2 separate regions of the Homo sapiens genome follow, and region 2 is linked to region 1. A link is an interaction called in ENCODE POLR2A ChIA-PET data of the cell type or tissue named here. Cell type or tissue: PC-9. All regions are shown on one strand. Links, peaks and the distances in the headings refer to the core of each region. The heading gives the core; the rest is flanking DNA. Region 1 holds the start of LINC01559 (long intergenic non-protein coding RNA 1559). Region 2 has its middle 78 kb from the start of EMP1.

The links. ChIA-PET counts read pairs that join two places held together with the same protein. Peaks named below come from ENCODE experiments on the same cell type or tissue, not always from the same donor. Only the 100,000 strongest peaks of a DNase experiment are listed, where the experiment ranks them.
Region 2: POLR2A ChIA-PET joins it to region 1 with 7 read pairs; 3 of 35 experiments call an interaction of 5 or more read pairs at or near these places.

Annotation. Positions count from the first base shown.
Region 1 is chr12:13,370,087-13,379,549 of GRCh38, forward strand. LINC01559 (long intergenic non-protein coding RNA 1559) reads right to left here and starts at 6,659. Exons shown (of 3, transcript NR_036555.1): 1 at 6,428-6,659; 2 at 6,138-6,339; 3 at 585-3,352. RefSeq lists an enhancer at 5,262-6,461. In PC-9, for the core only: no CTCF peak of the experiment used is centred there; a DNase peak (open chromatin) is centred at 7,085; H3K4me3 peaks cover 808 bases; H3K27ac peaks cover 3,903 bases.
Region 2 is chr12:13,269,828-13,279,290 of GRCh38, forward strand. No RefSeq gene overlaps it. Among named protein-coding and RNA genes, the nearest start is that of EMP1, 78 kb to the left of the region's middle. In PC-9, for the core only: CTCF peaks have their summits at 8,498 (motif pointing right) and 8,700; no DNase peak of the experiment used is centred there.

The sequences.
Region 1 (9,463 bases), core at 1,007-9,006:
TAGGTTGAGTGATGAGGCAAATTAGGGCTTTAGCTTTTTCTTCAGGGTGAAGCACCTGAGACCTTGAGTTACCTTGATAATATTTCATCATTATTTCCTATTACTCAGTAAGAGCTCTGTCCTGCCCCTTCTTAATTAAAGAATTCAGAAGTCCTTGAAATAAAATTATGTTTGGGACTCTCATCTCCTGCCCCAGTTCTGCTCCTCTCCCATCTCAGTGTAGATAAGGATCAAAGACAAATCCTAGTCTGACCAAAAGCCAAATAAGAGAATATATGTCACATCTGTTTAATGAGTATTTATTGAGCACCTACTAGATATTTGGAGAATTTTGGTAGAGCCCTATTGCTTCAGGCCAGGTCCTTGGGACAGTAGGCAAAGCCAGGCAAACCTGGATTTTATTTCTGATCCAGCTGTGTGACCTGGCTAAATTAATTTCCCAGTTGCTTCATCAGCAGATATGAGATTATAATTTTTTTATCATTTTAATTGACACAAAATAATTGAGCATATCTATGGGGTACAGAGTGATATTTTAATACATGTATTCAATGTGTAATGATCAAATCAAGGTCCTTAGCATATCCATCACCTCAAATATTTATTATTTTGTTGTGTTGGGAACATTCAGAATCCTCTTTGAAAATATACAATATTTGAAAATATACAATAATATACAATAAGTAGACAATAAATAATCATTAACTGTAGTCACCTACCCTGCTTTAGAACACTGGAATTCACTCTTCCCATCTTTCTAGCTGTAATTTGTATCCGTTAACTCTCTTTTCCCTATGACCCTTGCCCCTCTACCCTTCCCAGCCTCTAGTAGCCTCTATTTTACTCTCTACTTCTATGAGAGTAACTTTTTAAATTTTCCCATATATGAAAGAGGACATGTGGCATTTGTGTTTCCGTTCCTGACTTTTTTCACTTAACGTAATGTCCTCCAGGCTCATCCATGCTGCCATGAATGACAAGATTTCATTCTTTTTTTTTTTTATGGCTGTATAGTATTGTGTTGCGTCTATATACCACATTTTCTTTATCCATTCATCTGCTAATGAACATTTAGGTTGATTCCAGATTATAATGTTTATACTGTGAATCATACATACTTTATGTACAATGTGTAGCATAGACAATTCCTCATAATAGAAGCTCAACAAATGTTGGTACTATACCATTGCCTTTCCTGCTCTCCTTTTCTCACTCCTCCCCAGGTACAGAGATAACAGAGGTAACTAAAATACAATCCTTGTTCTTGAGGGGCCAATCTAGTGGGGAAATACATTTGTAAGGAGAGATACTCCAATGAAATTTGGTGTCTCCAGAGAAGAATGCACAACCTGCCATGAGAAACCAGAGGAGGAAGCAGCTGATATTCTAATAAAATTAAAGCTGGAGACATTTTAAAAGTAGTATAGCTCAGCTTCCTCTTTTACAGATGAGAGAATCCAGGTCCAGATAAGTCATGTGACTTATTCAAGGTCATGGCACATTTGTGGCAGAGCTGGGTATAAAGCTCAGAACTCGATTTCCAGCTTCTTGCTTTGTCACACAGAATATGCAACAGGGATTGAAACAGGAAGGAATAAAGATTTTGCATCAAACAGGACACAAAGCTGGAATGAGAGTAGCTGCATCTAGATGCTGGAAGAGAGTCCTGGAGCTGCAGAAATCCAGGGATGGCCTGGTGCAGGCAGAGCCTTGTGTCTGCTCTGTAATTGGGAGCTTGAGTCCAGTTCATGCTCTGACAGTCCCCATACCCTTTCAGAAAGTAGGTTTTCTGTCCCAGAAGCCAAGCTTAAGAGGGAGTTCTGCAGGACAATTCATTGTAAGGAAGGACTTGGCTGAGGGAGAGAGCTAGGAGGAGGAACAAGTATGTCCTTGATGTTGGAAACCACCAGGAAAGGCATCGAGGACTTTGCCCATGCCAGGGAGCTTGCAGTGTGAGATAAAACTGTGTTTGAATCTGAGGCGGGAGCATCATTTTCCTGTGATCCAAATTAAAGCTTTGGAGGATGCTGCTTTTTAGCAAATGTCTGGGAATTATCCAAGCCTAAGGAATTGTCTTCAGAGATCCTTACCAGGAACCTAAAGAAGCTCTCCCTCTCCCTCCTGCAACAGGAGAGCCCAGGGAGCTCTTGAGGCCAGAGGGTAGGAGGGGAGGCAGAAGTCTCTGTGGGTGTCTTCACAAGGGTGCAGGTGGCTTTCAGATTAGCCACAGAAATATACTGGTAGGTATATATATTTATGGGTTACATGGGATATTTTGATACAGGAATGCTATGTGTAATAATCACATCAGGGAAAATGGGGTGCCCATCACCTCAAGGATTTATCATTTGTTTAAGCCAGCATCTACTTTACAATTCCTCATCTCCCAAGGCTACATAATTACAGTGAGAACTTTAAGAAATCCACGTTTACGTGTGTTCTTTTGGCTTAAATCCCCTTCCTCAGCAAAAAGGCAAAGAGGGCACAGCTGTTTGCCTTCAGCACTCTCCTCTCTATATCCAACCACATTTAGGGCAGCTTTCCATGGCTTTTAAAATTCCTTTCTCTTTTCGGTCTGCTCCTTTATATCCTCATTGCCGTATAGAAATAAATATGAGGCAGAGTCCTATGCTTTTACAATTCCAAGGAAACCTACAGAGCGAGGCTGTGGAAACTGATTTTCCACTTTACCGGGGCATTATCCAACATGTTGGGTGCAAACGGGCACCTTTTAGCCTTTTCTTAAATTTGCATGACCTGTAATGTCTATACAGATTATGAATGAGCCTGAGGAGTCTGCATGTCTAACTTGTCATCAGCCTGGAAAAATCAAAATGTGTAGGTAAAGTGAGCACAAGATTTGGAAAAGCAAGGTGTTTGGATGTAAGAGAATAAACTCTTAGCCCTTTTGAGCATGAGTTCCTCAGCTGCAGAACAGGATTGAGAATCCTCACCTGAATTGGCCACTCTGAAAGTGAAAGCTAGCTAGATAAAAGTGCTTTGAAAAGGTAAAGAAAGGTGATGATTTAAAGCTGGTTAATGCTGAATTATGGAGGAGCTCTTTGGAAATTCTTTTTTATCTATATAAATGACAGAAATTTAGTGTGATCCATGTGGCTAGCACCTGTCACATGTCGTCTGCTGGCATTGATGCCTCACATCTTCCTCAATTTTCTGCTTCTTTTTCTCAATTAAAGCCGTCTGTCCACTCTTCAGCCTCTGAATCCTCCAAGCAATTCTTTCCTCTAGTCTTAGTGGATTTCCCAGGGGAGGAGCTCGTGCAATCCAGCAGAATGTGTCTACGAGCGCTCTGACTCTTCCAGGGAACGATTCCTCATTCCCAAATCTGTTGCTAGAGATAAGCAAGAGATTATACATTCCTGAGACCTGGGCATTACTTGAGTATCTAGGGGAAAATCAAGAATACTAAGGGGAAAAGGAGAGAAGGACAAGAGCAGCACATTTTATTTGCATCAGGCAAAATTGGGAAGTTGCAGAGAAAATGTTGCCCTTTGACTGCATGGAGGAAGACGGAACATCAATATGAAAATGGCGCTAAAGAGGCATGGGCTTTTCATGGTGTTTTCTTACTTCAGCTGCTATTGTTCAAAGAAGGTCAGTGGATCTCAGACATTTGAAGGTGGCACCTCTCCCATGAGAGTAAGAGCCCAGCTGACATAGGCCACTGGCTACATGGACCACTACTGGGGGCTCTTAACATCACAGCACCTGTTTCCTCATCTGGAAAACAAGGGGCTGTAACTACATCTGTGGCTTCCAACTCTCCCCTACTGGGAAGAGAGAGCTTCGTCAAACCTCAACCCTCTCCCCCTAGCTCCTGTATCTTTTCTCTAGTTATTTTGTCTCTGTCATCTTAGTCTCCTCGGTGCTCTCTGCTACCTGACTGCAGCAGGATGACTTGTCCCACCCATCTGTCCCATGGAGCCAGTCCTGAGCCTAGATTGAGTGGGTCCTCACCTCCATTGTGTGATATAGGCTGTATGTGTGTGTGCATGTGTGTGTTGGGGGAGGCTGAAATGACTTCTTTCCCTAAATGTCTCTCCCATGCCAAAAGTTTTTCCATTGATTATTTATTTTTATCTCTTTATAAGACAATTTTTTAAAATATCAGAAACAGCAGGAGCAATCATATGGGTCTAATCAGTCATTGACGCTTTCGAGTCTATAAATCTTTCCTTGTAGCAGGTTCTGAGGAAGGTAGGGGGAGATTGAAGGAAAACAACCCCTTCATATTTTAGTCCAAAGCTGTTGTTCATAGGTTATTCATCTGGTGGCCCAGGTGCTGACACAGTGACGTGCTTTCATGCCAGTTCCACAGCCAAATTGCAACCATGTGGAAGCTGGAAGCGTCTTGTCATCTCAGAATTGGGCACATCCAGTGGGGTAAAATCTGAAGCCAGAGGGGCAGAACTAAGCTCACAGCATCTGTTTACTGAGTTTGGGATTAGAAGAATTTTGATTTAAATGTGCACTATCAGTAGTTGCTTGATGAAAACAATACCCAGCATTTTGTGTTTTTACTGTCCCTAAGGCAACTCTGGTCCAATGAAAGTGAGAGTCTAAAAATCCCAGGATTATAGGTAATAGGACCTACCCTTCCATATCTGTGCAGTTTATATGAGTAGAACATGATTTTAATTTTCTATTGCCCTCATCCTTGCTCTTATATCCAAATACCCAGTAGCATGATCAGGAGCAAGGGAACTAATTTTCAAATATTAGCAAAGTTATTCAAGGGAATGGACTTTCTGTGGCTGCAGTTGGCACGTCTTTTTCAGAAAGCTTGCCCGTGGCTGACAGCCTGCTTGGCACAGTTCCTCCGGAGTCCTTTGGTGATGGAGAACAGGGCTGACAGGATTCAAATGGCCAGATTCCACAGAGGCCAAGGAGGGCCACAGTCTGCAAACCAGGGGAGATTGAGGCCTGAGAAGGGCATCAGCTGATGGAAATATTCACTCTAGGAAAACGAGGTGTAGCCAAAGAGAGTCATTTAGGAGAAGCAGATTGAAAGCAGCTGTGAAAAATCCTGAAATGAGGATATGGAATAGTGCTGGCCACCTCCGCATATGCCCACATGGAAACACACTTAATCAGCAGAGCTGGGCCTATGTGGAGATGCTGAGCCGGAGGCTCCTAGGTGTTAAGCACTTTTCTATGTGTAATGTGGTGGAAACCACCCTAGACTTTTCAGCGCACCCAAAGCAATAGAATTTTAACTGGGAGGGAATTATCCAGCCAGGGACTAGTTTCTGGCTTCTTTTGGAACTCAGTGTGGTTGTATGGCTAAGCTCTCACCAACAGAATGTGAGTGGAAGTGATGTGAGCCACTCTCAGACCTGACCATGAAACTTGGCTCATAGGCTCCTCCATACCACCCCACCTCCGCCCCACCTTCCTGCTTGGCTGGAATACAAACCTTGCAGTAACCTTGTGAGCAACGTGCTGAAAATAATAGAACTAGCATCTCCTGGGTTCCTTGAAGGATGCTTGGAGTAGAAGGCCCACCACCTGGCCTGTTCTAGACTATTTACATGAAAGAGAAAAAACCTTTTACTCTTCTCAAGGCATTGCATTTTGGGTCTTCCAATTGGCACAGTTTAGACCATGTTAACTAGTATATACAATAACTGGGCAAAGTAGGTGATGTCATCATTTTATAGGCTAAGAACCTGCAGCTCTGGGAATTTAAGAGATTTATTTATTTACCCAATATCAGGATACGAATGTGGAGTCATTATTTGAACTGAAGTCTGTCAGTTTAAACATTTATCTCCCAGAAGTTCAGACCTCCAGAGCAAACAGGTAGCAACAGATGACTTGAATGAGAGAGGGATCTCTGATTTGGCTACCATGTCCACTAACTCAAGCCCAAACTCATACCACCTCTTTCCACAGCTCCAGCTGCTGCACTGCTGAACTTGATCTTCATGCTGGAAGAATATGACAGCTGGAATGGGTCCTAATAATCACCCAGCTCAGTGGTTTTCAAATTTCATTTGGCAGAAGAAACACTTCTAATGAAATCTAAAACTCAGAAGCCCTGTGTGTAAAACAGTCCAAAGCAGACCTTGTCTCTTTGAAGTGTGGGCCTGGAACCTGGCCTGTTTCCCACTCACCTCCACAGCCTCTGAGTCCCTCCAAGCAGGTCAGAGAACAACTGATCTGGGTCAGCCCTTCGTTTCAGAGGTAAGTAAATAGTGGAGCATGAAGTGTCTTCATCAGGAACACACAGAAGGTAAAAGGCAGGGTGGGAACAGGAACCCAGCCTTCTGGCTTTTGAATTTAGGAATCTTTCCATTGTACTGGTGTATTAGAGTTCTGTAGAGAAACAGAACCAATAGGAGATTAGATAGATATAATACAATGAATATACCATAATTATACAAATAATAAAGGATTGGCTCACATGAATTTGGAGGCTGAGAAGTTCCATGATATGCCATCTGCAAGCTGGAGGCCCAGGAAAGCTGGTGCCTCCAGTCCAAACCCAAAGGCTTGAGAATCAGGAGTTCTGATGTCCAAGATCAGGAGAAAGATGAATATCCCAGCTCAAGCAGCCAACAAATTTGCCCTTCCTCTTCCTTTTAGTTCTATTCAAGTCTGCAATGGATTGAATGAGGCCCACCCACATTGGTGAGGATGATCTCTTTACTAAGCACATTGATTCAAATGCTAATCTCTTTTGGAAACACCCTCACAGCCACACCTAGAAATAATGTTTTACCAGGTACCTGGGCTTCCCTTAGCCCAGTCAAGTTGACACAAAAGATTAACCATCACAACTGGATTTCCTCTTTTGAGATACCAGCCCTTGAACCAGCTGCAGATTCAAGATGCCCAGCAAAGGCAGAATGGCAGAAGGGTCAGAGTTACTTGTTATATTAACATTTTGATTTCTGTGTAACAAATAACTGTTAAGCACGTGTTTAATTGAGAAGACAACCCAAGCAGGCTAAGTGTGAGCAACAAGGCTTGTTTATTCACTTGGGTGTGAGCCGGCTGAGTCCGAAAAGAGAGTCAGCATTGAGGAATGAGGAAGAGGGGGTTTTATAGGCTGGGGTAGCAAGTGGAAAGTTACAGAAGGTTACAGCTGGGGGTTGGTCGTTATAGATTTGGAGGGATGGTTAACCGGCTGGAACAGGAACTTGCTGTTTTTCTTCTTTGCGGTCATTCTTTTGTTGCTTTGGGCCTCTTTGTTCCAGGGAGCTATCTGGAGGTATACGTGCTAGTCACAGAGTTCACTTCTGGAGGTGTACATGTTGGTCACAGAGTTCATAATGGCCTGGCGATAGTGCAGCCACACTTAGGGAGCCTAACAATTACCACAAACATCATGGCTAAAACAACACCTACTTATTATGATCTCAGATGTCTGTAGTCTGGGTGGGCTCATGCTGGGTTCTTTGCTCAGTGTCTCACAGGGCTGAAATCAAGGTGTTGGCTGAGCTAGGTTATAGTCTGGAGGCTCCGGGAAGAATCCACTTCCAAGCTTATTCAAGTTGTTAGCAGAGTTCAGTTCAGTTCCTTGTGGTTGAAGGACTGCAATTCCTGATTTTTGCTGGTTATTGACTCTTGGTCACTCCTGGCTTCTGGACACTGCTCTCTTGAGGTCATTCCCTATAACTCCCTCCATGCTACCAATAGAGAACCTCTTTCTCATCAAATCCCTCTCATATTTTATTTATCTCTCACTTCCCCTTCTGCCACTAGCTAAAGAAAGCTCTATAGCTTGTTAGGTTACACCCATCTGGACAATCTCCCTATTGCAAAGTCAACTGATTAGTAACCTTAATTACACCTGCAAATCCCTTTTGACATGCAGTATAGCATAATCATAGGAATGACATCATAGGGTTAACGGCATGGGGGCCTGCTTAGAAATCTGCCTACCACATTTGCATAGTTACAACTAACTCTAGAACACACCACCTTCTCTTGAGGCCTCTGAGAACAATGGTAACATGGTTCTCTCCTATGACCTCCTAACAGCTTTTGCCAAATTCTTTCTGCTAGCTTCTGGGTAGGATAAAACAGCCTGATTATGCATTATTTCTAATTTAACATGGTTTGTGAGGCAAAGCAGGTATTAGACTCTGTAGGGTGTGTTCCCAGCCTTAGCCCTCCCTACAGCCTATTTCTGTCCACACATAGGAAGGCAGGAGGCAGGCCTGAAATCCTGGGGCTATCAGAAAAGGTGGGGCGGCAGCGGGGAGTTCTCTGTTCCTCTGGTGGCACTCACAAAACGACGATCAGAATAATCTTCTCCCTTTGTAGATGACTCCAGAGGGGAGACAGGATTTAACCAAAGCTAACTAGCAGAACTAGTTGGAGCTCTTAGTTTGGTGTTCTTTCTGCTACTCACAGTCAATACTAGAGTCAGCTGGTTTCTCTGTTGATTCTTTGCCCTGGCTTCTAGGTGATCTCAGAAAAGCCTTCCACAGTGTCTTCAGTTTGTTTCCTGACCCTGGCCCAGCAGGTAGGATTGCTGGCTATGTTATCTAGGCCTAGGAAGCATAAGAAATTGCCTAGTTAAGGCATCATGCTGACAGAGTCTGACAGAGTACCCCAGAGAAGCTGCCTCCCACTAGCTATAGAAGACAACAGAGGTAAGAAGACAGGCAGGGCTTGAAAAGATGTTGGAGAGCAGCAAGTGGTATGGTTAAGTTCCCTGGTTTCTGTTTTTTTGGTGTGTGTGTGTGTGTGTGTGTGTGTGTGTGTGTGTGTGTGTGTGTGAAAATGGGTTTGGCTTTGCAATGTGGATCCCAAGGTCAGATCAAGGTCTGTATGTGAGACTGGAGGCTCCAAGGCTTGTGGGAGGTTTCTGGGGGCAGGACCTGAAAAGGCAGGTAGATAAGAGAGAGGATATTTTATGCTTTATGGAATATTTGCATATACGTTATCTGATTATTTTTTCAGAAGTGAGAATTAAAACAATAAAGGATAAAAGAAATAACGTGACACATAGAGCAGCCTGGTGGTCTTGAGGTTGATGCAGAACCAATTTTTTGAGTAAATCCCACCTCCCTGCATTTCCTCTGACCAACTAAGGGGCTGGTTAAGAATCTTTGCAATTACTTCTATTCCAGTGAGTCCTGGAAAATATATGCTGGCCTCTAGTGAGGGATACCTGCTACCAGTGATATCCCAGTTTTGCTGATGAGGAATTTGTTTCTAATAAGTCAGATCTCTCTGGAGATAGAGACATAAACCACAAGAAGGGGGCCACATGTAGAACTTTCCCCAGGGTCTCTTGAATTGTGTAAGGTCAGCATTGGCAACACCCTCACCCGACTAAATAACTCTGCAAGGTCCATATCTCAAACTTTCTCTTCTCCAAAAAGAATATCTTGGAGGGAAAACGTGCTGGAGAGATGGAAATGGGCCAGGACTCTAGGGCAGATGCTGGAGGAGGTGGCTGCACTGGCAATCTCTCTGAATCAGA
Region 2 (9,463 bases), core at 860-8,859, 100 kb before region 1:
CCACCAGAAGAAAATGTCTCCCAAGAGACCACTGAGGTACCATAAAAAGCAGCAGCACCCGGGTGAGGGCCTATGGTGGCCATTAGCCCGCTAAGCCATCTTATTTCTCCCTAACTACGCCAGCCACTGCTCTGATTCTTAATCAACTGGGCTGCCCCTTTCCTCTGAGATCCCTTGGATCTCATCTGGTCTTTCAAAGGGTAGACAACCCTAGAGAGAGGACAGCCTCAGGTATTGTCTTAATCACCTTAGGAAGAGATTAAACCAAAGGAATGAACTGGGCAAATAACAGAAATGATCCCCCTTTTTCTCTGTCCACTGAGAGTTCCATCTTCTGAAATGTTGACCTACCTAATGTGACCTTGAGAACTTAATATTATCTTTGATGTTTACCATCCTCCCTGGAGACAGAACGAAGAGGATCAAGGACCTTGAGCTTTCTCTTGAGTCCCTTGGATGTGATCAACAATGACATCATTATAGCTGGTGAATTTGGTTAATTCTGTTAGTGTTCTCGATTTAATTGCAGTGGTCATATTAGCTTCCATTCAAACACTGCCATATGGCTCTCCTCTTGCTATTAGTCTCGTGTCTGAACTGGTGACTTAGGGATACCAGTTCTCCACTATGGGGAGCAGGATGTCCACATCCGCACAAGCATTCTTGAATAAACCTCATCATTCAGGGAATACCTTTCATGATTTCTACTGAAAAGAAAATAGGCCAAGGAAATAATAAATGAAAAAAAGCTAAATAGATTCTTAAAAGGGAACATTTGCTATCTCAAGATTTAAGTACCTGGAGGATAGTTGATGACAAAGCCAGTTAGTCCTCCTACCATGGGGACACTTGAAAGGTCTTCATTAGGCACTTGTTTCAGAGATTGGTAGGGGCTTACGGAACAAAAGCTGCTGGGCAGAGATTTCACTGCAGTGTCAGAGGGCCAGCCCCTGAAGCCTTCTCAAAGTCCCTGTTCTTTTTTGGCCATCTGGTCTTAAGTACCAGAGGACATGCTGGGAATTGGTGAAGGACAGAGAGAGATGTCTTCAGGAGCATGGTCCACTGAGGCTCTTGTGACACAAGTGGCTGTCTTTAATTTGCCCAGAGTTTTAAATGGGAGAGTGGGCACTGGCTCTGTGTTGCCCCGATGTGATCCTGCCTCCGCGAGTCCTCCCTTTTCCCCAGTGCTTTACGCTTCTCTCTGGAGGCAGTAGATGGCTCTCTTGGGTACTGATTTCTCCATCATTTGCTCACTCACACCTCCAATTCTTTTGCTGTTTTTCTTGTTTTCCCCCCTAAAGTGTATTCATGAATATAGATCCCTCCCTCTTATGTTCATTGTTTCTTTACTTCTCCATCAGCTTTTTCATTCTCCAGTTTTCAGCCTTTTCTGGTCTCTCCCTCTCATCTTCATCCTCCAATCTGCCCTTTCCTCTCTCAAGCTCTCCTTCTCCTCTGTATTCTACTCACCATTTTAATTCTGTATTCTCTCTCTCTGATTTCCATCCTAATATCTCCATCTTTTTGTCTTCTCTTTTTACCCCTTTCTCTCTGTCTCTTCTCCACAAAGCACTCTCTGAAAGCTGAGTGTGTGTTAAGATAGACTTTATCCGTGCTTTGATAAAAACAAGAACTCAACGCAGAAATATTTTACCCAGACAGCCTTAGCTCTCCGTTAATCTTTAGGCTCAGCGGTGGCTTGCACGCTCATGTCCCATGTTGTTATTCCACAGGCATATATTTAAGGTTGTATTTCACTCCAGGATAAGATTGATTTTTCCAAGATTAGTTATTAGTTCCTGAAGTGGGCCGTTATTATGGATGAGGAAGCTAAGTGGATTGAGCTTGGTGTTGTACGAAATACATAACAACCAAGCCGGAAATAGCACTGCCTCATGAAGCTGTGCAGGGGCTTGGAGGTCATGGCCTCTGCAGAGCCTCCTTGACTCCTCAGGCCAGGGTCAGGTACTCTGCCTAGGTGCTGTTGTGCTATGCATTCTTCTCCTTCGTAGCCTCTATCTCCTGCCTATGTGCTCAGCTATTTCTGCCAACAAAGCATAATCTCACACACTGTCTAGTATGCAGTGGGCAATCCATGCATGGAGTCCTCAGAATGCCAGGAGATCCTCGTGAGAGCCTTCCTCCTATGCAGCCTCTTGTCTGCTCACCTCTAGAGTGGTGGAGTTTCTATGGGTAGCTGCATTAAGAACTCCCATTCATATGAGAAACCTGAGAGCATTTCACTTCAAATAGATATCCCCACTGATTATTCAACATTTTACTTCCAGGCCTGTGTACTAGGAAATATAGGCATTAAGGACACCAAAATAAAGAAAGACCTAGCAAGAGGTCCTTCTCCAATCTTTAATTTAACTTTCCCAATCCCAATGCCACATTTTGTCTCTTTGCAATTGTCCGAAATGACAAGTCTCCTTGGCTTTGCCCTTCTGGCCCCATTGGATGTGAGCTGTGATCTCTGCTGGTGTGGTTCATGGGCCTGGATGGAGAAGTCACTTCTGCTGGAATTTTCCAATGTATATTTTCACCATTTTAATTGCGAACATATCTTCCTGATCAGGACTTGTGTAGAATATGCTATCAGATTTTCTGGAGATTAACATCCTCACATGATTTTTGTTTGCAAATAGGTCTGCAGCCTGTCTTTTTTTCCCAGAATTATTTTCAGCATTATGAACAAGTTTCAAAAATCACTTGGTTTTAGTGCGGCATTTAGTACACAAAAATGTCATTGAGCCCCACTATGGTTATGGGAGCCACCCTTATCCACAAAGTCACATTGCTTACAAACTTGCCCAATTTGAGGAATTTCAAAAACTTACTTGTCCTACAAGAGTTACTTTCTGAGGATGACAGGTAAGTTTATTATTATCTTGAGTGTAATGATGGTTCATGGATGTCTACATATGCCAAAACCTATCACATTGCACATTTTAAATATAGGTGGTTTACTGTGTGTCAATTACACCTCAATAAAGCTGTTTTAAAAAACCTCACTGGATCCAAAATTCTCTCCCTTTCCCATACCTGAAATGTAATTATTTTGTTTTGTCTCGCTGTCTTTGGCTTCATCAATCACAGTCATTTGGTTCTATCAGTTTTGATGAAGCAAACACGGCTGGTAGAATAAAAATACACCCGACAGATTCTCTCATTCTTGTGCCAATTAAATGAGTTTGCTTACTTTTTAACCACTGGGATTCAGAGCTGTAAGTAGACAGAACTGGAATTCAGATGAGGAGGAAAAGAGAGAGAAGTAATTTTGGAGCCTAGGAAAGTTTGGAGAATGAGGGGACAGGGTAAAGCCACTGGGTAACCAACCAGGTTCTGGACCCAGAGATAAAAGCGTTAAGTGAATTTGTGTCACAGGTCCACGTCGTTACTGATCAAAGAACGGTCCTCTCCTTGTGTTCGTTAGGGTAAATGGTGGATATGCAGCTTTGAAGTCAGGCACACACGGACAGGACTATGGGCCCCATTACTGATTAGATGTCTGACCTTTGGTAAATTTCTCAACTGACTTTAACTTCAATTTCCTCATGTGTAAAAGGGCATAAGAATCTTTATCTCACAAGGGTGTTGTGAGGTCCAGGCAGGATGATATAAATGAAGAAATTGCCTTGCCCAGAATACTTATGTTTCTCCCCATTCCTTTCTAACTTTTTCTTACTTAAAAAATATTTTACATATATATTTTAAAGCTTCATTAAATTTATTTAAAAATGTGTATAAATGTGTTTTTTTCTAATTACATAAGTAATCCATTCTAATCATTTTGAAAAATGCAGAATACAAATCAATCAATTGGGAGGGCAGGAATCTCCTTCCCCGTGAGTTCTTAAGAGAAAACAAGCACGCCAACATAGCCAACATGTAAGTGCTCACTGTAATCTGGAAAGACCCCTGTTACGGGAAAGTGGCTGTGGATAGGAGATGGGAAACTGCAGGCATGCGTTAGGCTCACTACGTTATTACCTTTGGTCAGCTCTGATTTCCTTTCTACTTGTTTTTAGAGATACCGTTGTCTTATTTTAAACACTAGGTAAAATAAAAATTTGGGATACTTTTAGATTGTAACGTTCAAGAATGCTTGCTCAGTGTTGAGAGCAGAGGGTGGATGTACCACGTGATCCAAAGCGGCTCTTGCTGTTCTGCTGTTTCCTTTTTAATAAGGCCAAACCCGGAGCACCCAGTCGTACTCTTGACTTGCTGATTTTCCCGACTTCCAAGCACAACAGAATTAGCCTGCAAGCCCCAGAGCCTCTGCACTATCGCTCACTCCTCTTCCCTCCAGCTCCGGCTCTGTCGCCCAGCCGTGCCTGGTCTCTCTACTTCACACGTCTGCTCCAGCATCTCTGCTCCCCCTCCAGTTGTCACATCACTTTGCACACACACAATATTTTTTTTCCTTGCCAGCCACTCCACCATCAGTGCCAACCAACCACTCCTTTATATTCCTCAAATTATAGTCATGCTATCGAGAGCTGGAAGAGACTTCAGGGTCTTCTACCTCTAGTGTTGCATTAGTGCCTAGTTTGAGTAGGTACTACTCGAGTGCCCTGAATCTGATATCCTTTCTCCCAGCTGTGTGTGGCCTGGAATGCACCGGGAGGATGGGGCAAAGTGGAGCAAGAGATCACTTGCTACGTGCAGCTGGCCAGGATCCCCTGGCACCACTGACTCTTAAAGCCAGCGGGGGTTCAGGAGCCCCTTAATTTTGGCATCTTGTGTGTCACGAGGAAAAACTCTTCTCTCTAAAGAGTGCATCTGCCTGTGCTTCTCTTAAATCTAAAAACCTCCTGTGTACTTCCATAACTGGAGGGTCCGTTTCAATCCCTACCCACTAGCCGTCAGTGTCCTCACAGCCTAGCCAGAGTCCACTGTGCCCCCACTCCCAGACATGCACACAGGACACCCCAGCCACATACGCACTCCCTTGTCTACGCTGTAGGTCTTTGCACATGCTGTGCCCTCTGACTAGAATGCTCTTCATACTTTCCTACTCAGAAAATGTCTGGTCAAACCCTTCTTGGTGTTGCCTTGCCTATGTCTGTGGGCACCTTGCATGTTACCATGAGCCCCTTAAGACCCTGATAATGGTAATAATAATGAAAGAGACAACATTGGCAACCGACGTTTATTGATTATGCTAATAAAGACTCATTATTTTATTATCTTCTGAAACAACTTTATTATAAAGCTACATTTAGGGATAAGGAAACTGAGCTTTCTAGAGGTTTAGTCATTTACCCAAGGTCACAGCTAAAAAATGGTGGCCTGGGGCTCAAACTTAAGCTTGTCTCATTCCAGAGCCCAAATGTCACTGTGCCCCTCACCACTTATCATGCCGCCTTGGCAACTGTCTGTGAGCAAGGCTTGCTTCTCGAGGACAGGAACCCTCAGCATATTCCCAGTGCCTAGAACAGTGCCTGGTATATGCTAAGTGTTCAGTGAGTGTTTGTTGACTAACTGAATAAACAAATAAATTTCAACAGAGCCCTCCCCTCCTCCAATAGTCCTTGAACCAAACCCAGGGACTTGGGTGGAGAGAAGTTCCTCTGTGCCCAGGAGCAGCAGCAGCAGATGGTGCTGCGGGGATATGCTCTCTCTTTACTCTTGCACCGAGCTGCTCTCTCTCCATCCCCTCTCCTCCTTCTCCGAAGCAGCCCCATGTGCTAGGAAGATGGCCAAGTGAGGCCACTAGCCTTCCAGCAGGAAACACCTGGCTGGTCAAAGCCTTTTGCAGTGCTTTGTTTCCACAATAACCTTTTATTTGCCTCTCTCTCTTAGATTTCATGCAAAGCCAACTGGTATTTTTTTAAACAGCTGAGAACACCAGATGGAAGGGTAGGGGGAGGTGGAGGCACAGTGAAAGGCAGGAAGGGGGCAAGAAAGGGCTGTGGATGAGAGGGACGTCCTGAAACATGTGAGGTCGGGAAAATGCCAGACAGGTCAGCAGAGGTAGGGAAGGAAAAAAGAGCTGAAAAGACCAGCAGCCACCATATGTGTGCATGCACATGCACGCCGCACTTTCAACATACCATTAAAATAGAGAAAGAAACGTTCTGGTTTCCGTAGCAACAAGGCCTATTGGTGCCTCAGCCAGAGAAACTTATTGGAAAGAAAGGCATTTGCCTGTTAAGGAGCCTGATGAATCGGGAGATAATTATACAGCATTCCACCACCACTAAAGACACACAAATACACTCCAGAAAATATTTTAAAGAGCATAGATTGTCACAAATCCCACAAAGGCAGTGGGTGGGAGTGAGGCAGCAGGCGAGGAAAAAAGGCGACTGGAACGGTTCTAGGTGAACACCTAGGGAGGGGGCCCATGTGAGGTGGAGACTGGAACCAGCTCACAGGTCAGTTGTCAGAGGCAAACATGAGGCAGAGCTTGACATACTGGTATTTGATTCTAAGGGGCCAGCACACTGAGTCCTATCTTCTTTGTCCTTTTGGGAAGTGGGTGGGTGGATCTGTCATGTCTAAACAGTTAGATCCAGTATGAGAGGGTTCGCTGAGAGCAGTGGGATCAGCGCTGTTAGGGCACTGCTTCTGCGGCGGAATGAACTGTGTGAATGTCATAGGACATCTGCTCCCCCAGATGGGGTGGGACAGAAGAGGAGAATCTTCAACACTGAGTAGAGGATTGTAGAATCTTCCTTAGGGTAGAAGGAAAGGAGATACACAATTGTACTTCTCATAACGCAGGACACTGGGCTGGGCACATAACAATTGCTATATAAAATACATAGTGAGTGAATGAAAGATGGAATGGATACATGGATGGATAGATGATTATGTGAGTGACTTGATGAATAAATGGACAAAAAAATTGTGAATAACCAGGTCCCTGACTTCTCTCCTCTTGCTCATCCCTAGGAACTTAATTGCAAATCAGTTTTGTCCTCCAGAAGAAGGTCACTGAGTAGTCAGAGGTTCCGTGGTGAAGCCTTTAGATAAGAGTCATGCCCTGCAATAAGCCCCAAGATCTGGGGCTAAAGACAGCCCGGCATCTTCAAGAGCCTATTACCTTTGAAGATTCAGATGTGTTGCATATGTTCTCCTTCCTCCTTATGGATGATACACCTTGTGATATGCCCTTCCAGTGTTCCACCCTGAATTAGAGGGAAGAGCTTGCCCACTTCATCACAGCACCAGGACCACTTTCTGTAGCTCTTGGGGCTCAGGTGAGCCCTCAACTTCTGTCTGAGGGAGTTTTCCTATCCTCTGATCGCTGATAGTGCTCCGTGAGCCCCTCAGCTGGCCCTTTCTTTACACATTGGTGTCTAGAATCATGACTTCTTATTCAGTTTTTCCTGTGTGTATGTTGCTCCTCTCCCACTACACTAGTGGGAGAAGCCACTTGGAGAACCTCTTCATAGCCGGAGCCACTAGCAGGCCGCATATCAAAGAATTGCATATTTGCAATGTTGACACCAAGGAGAAGGACACTGATCTCTAGCCTTTAAGAATTGGCTGAAGCCATCAGACTCCACCCTCAGCTAAGATCAGCTCTGTGCCAAGAAACCCCTTGTACACTAAACACACATACACCATACGCAACATTTTGTGGGTGATGCCTGGTTGTCTTGCATGGCAGACACGGGCTAGAGGGCTGTGTGAACTGATGAGAAAGAAAGGGAAGGAGTCAGGGAAAGTCCCAGAGGACTCATCCCCTTGCTACTCATAGGCACTTGACTATTAATGAACTGAGTCTGTCACAGTCACAACACAAAGGGGTCCTGCCAGGGAAGGGAACGCAGAACCACAATAGACGGCTTCTTTGTCCTGGAAGTAGAGATGAGGCAGGATTCTCCTTATCACCACAATCTTAGCAGTGCGTTTTGCTTATATTTTGTTTTTTGAATAAGGAAAAGAAGGTTCAGCGAGGTTGAGCAAATTGCTCAAGGTCACATAGTTAGCGTATAGATACGTATTGAATTTACACTGTCCCTCTCCAATGTCCAGGCTGTCAACTCTGGTATTATATTGACTGTTTGGACTTAGGCTCACTGAAGGCACTGGAGGAAGCCAAAGTATGTTTTATTTCTTTGAATGAATGCCTCTTTGAAAACACAGCCTGCTTTGGGAATATGAAAGAGAAAAAACAGGTCAGAGTTCTTTTGCTACTTAAAATGAAGATGAGGGAAACGGTTCAGAACAGAGAAAAACTTATAAGTCTTATTTTGTGTAAGCATCATATTAAACATATTCCATTCCAACTATAAACAGATTTTCACATTTCCACCTTCCCCCTCCCATTACCCTGCATCAGCCCCCACCATCCCCAACAGATTGTTCCCTTCCTTCCTGTTTATATTATAAGAAAGCAAAATTGGCTTCCCCTTCATTCTCCACCTCCCACCCTGCACCATCTGGGGGTGCATAGCTCTTACCCCGTTTTTTGTTGTTTTTTTTTAATACTCCCTCGACTTCGTGTCCAGCGGCCCATTCGATTTTGAAGCTCCGCAGAGAGTGCCTCCAGCGGCCGCCAGGGGTCGCAGTCGAGCAGCTGGCGCCGCCTCTGTGCAGGGGAGCAGGGGCCGCTGGCCGGGAATCGCAAGCCGGTCTCCTGTACATATTAGCGCGCAGCATTAATCAGGCCGCAGCCTCTGCAGTGCTTTCCGAGGGGAGTCAGAGACTAGGGCTGGGAATGAGACCGGGCCTTTTCGGGCCACTAGAGCCGGGCCACCTCAACTCTCCCGCCCTAGGCTCAGAGCACACAGTGCTCAACGAAGTGCAGCGAGGCCAGCTGCTCGCCTGGCCCAGGGTCGAGCCTTGCCTCCCAGGATTCCTAAACATACGGGACCTGTGAGTCTGTGGACAGCAGTGCCTGCCAGGCCTGAATTCATCAGGAGTGGCGGGAGGTGGCGTAGAGGGGCAGCTCTTGATGTAGATCGGGAGGACACCTCCTCTCCCTCCCCTGCCCTCTTACTGACCCCAGCCCCTCGACAACACAGGCCCCTAGAAGCCAAGTGGCAGCTCTGTCCCTGCACACGCGTGGGCACTCCCCAGACCCCTGCCAGTTCTCAGGTCACCCTCAGACAGATTTGGCCAAACCTCCCATGGTCTTCTCATGTGCCTGGAAAGCCAGGCCTCTGCCAGAAGCTTATCAGATGGGAGGCAGAGCAGGGGAGGGCCAGCACGTGCTTCCTCTAGCATGAATTTTTCAACATTACATTTTCATCTCTCTGCCCTATTTCTCTCAATTCTCATCTCTGAAAAGAGCAGCGCAATTCCCTCCCACTGCCCTTTTTAGAGACGGATCTGCTTCTTCAGATTTGATGCAATTACTGGGCAACTAAGATGGAGGCACTAGGGGAAGAAAGGGGGAGCGGGAACAGAGGGGAGGGGAAAGGGCTTGTCAGCCCTGAGACCCGCAGGTGCGCCCGGGAGAAGCTGTGGCTCCGAGACGCTTGCCACTCCTGGGCAACACTGT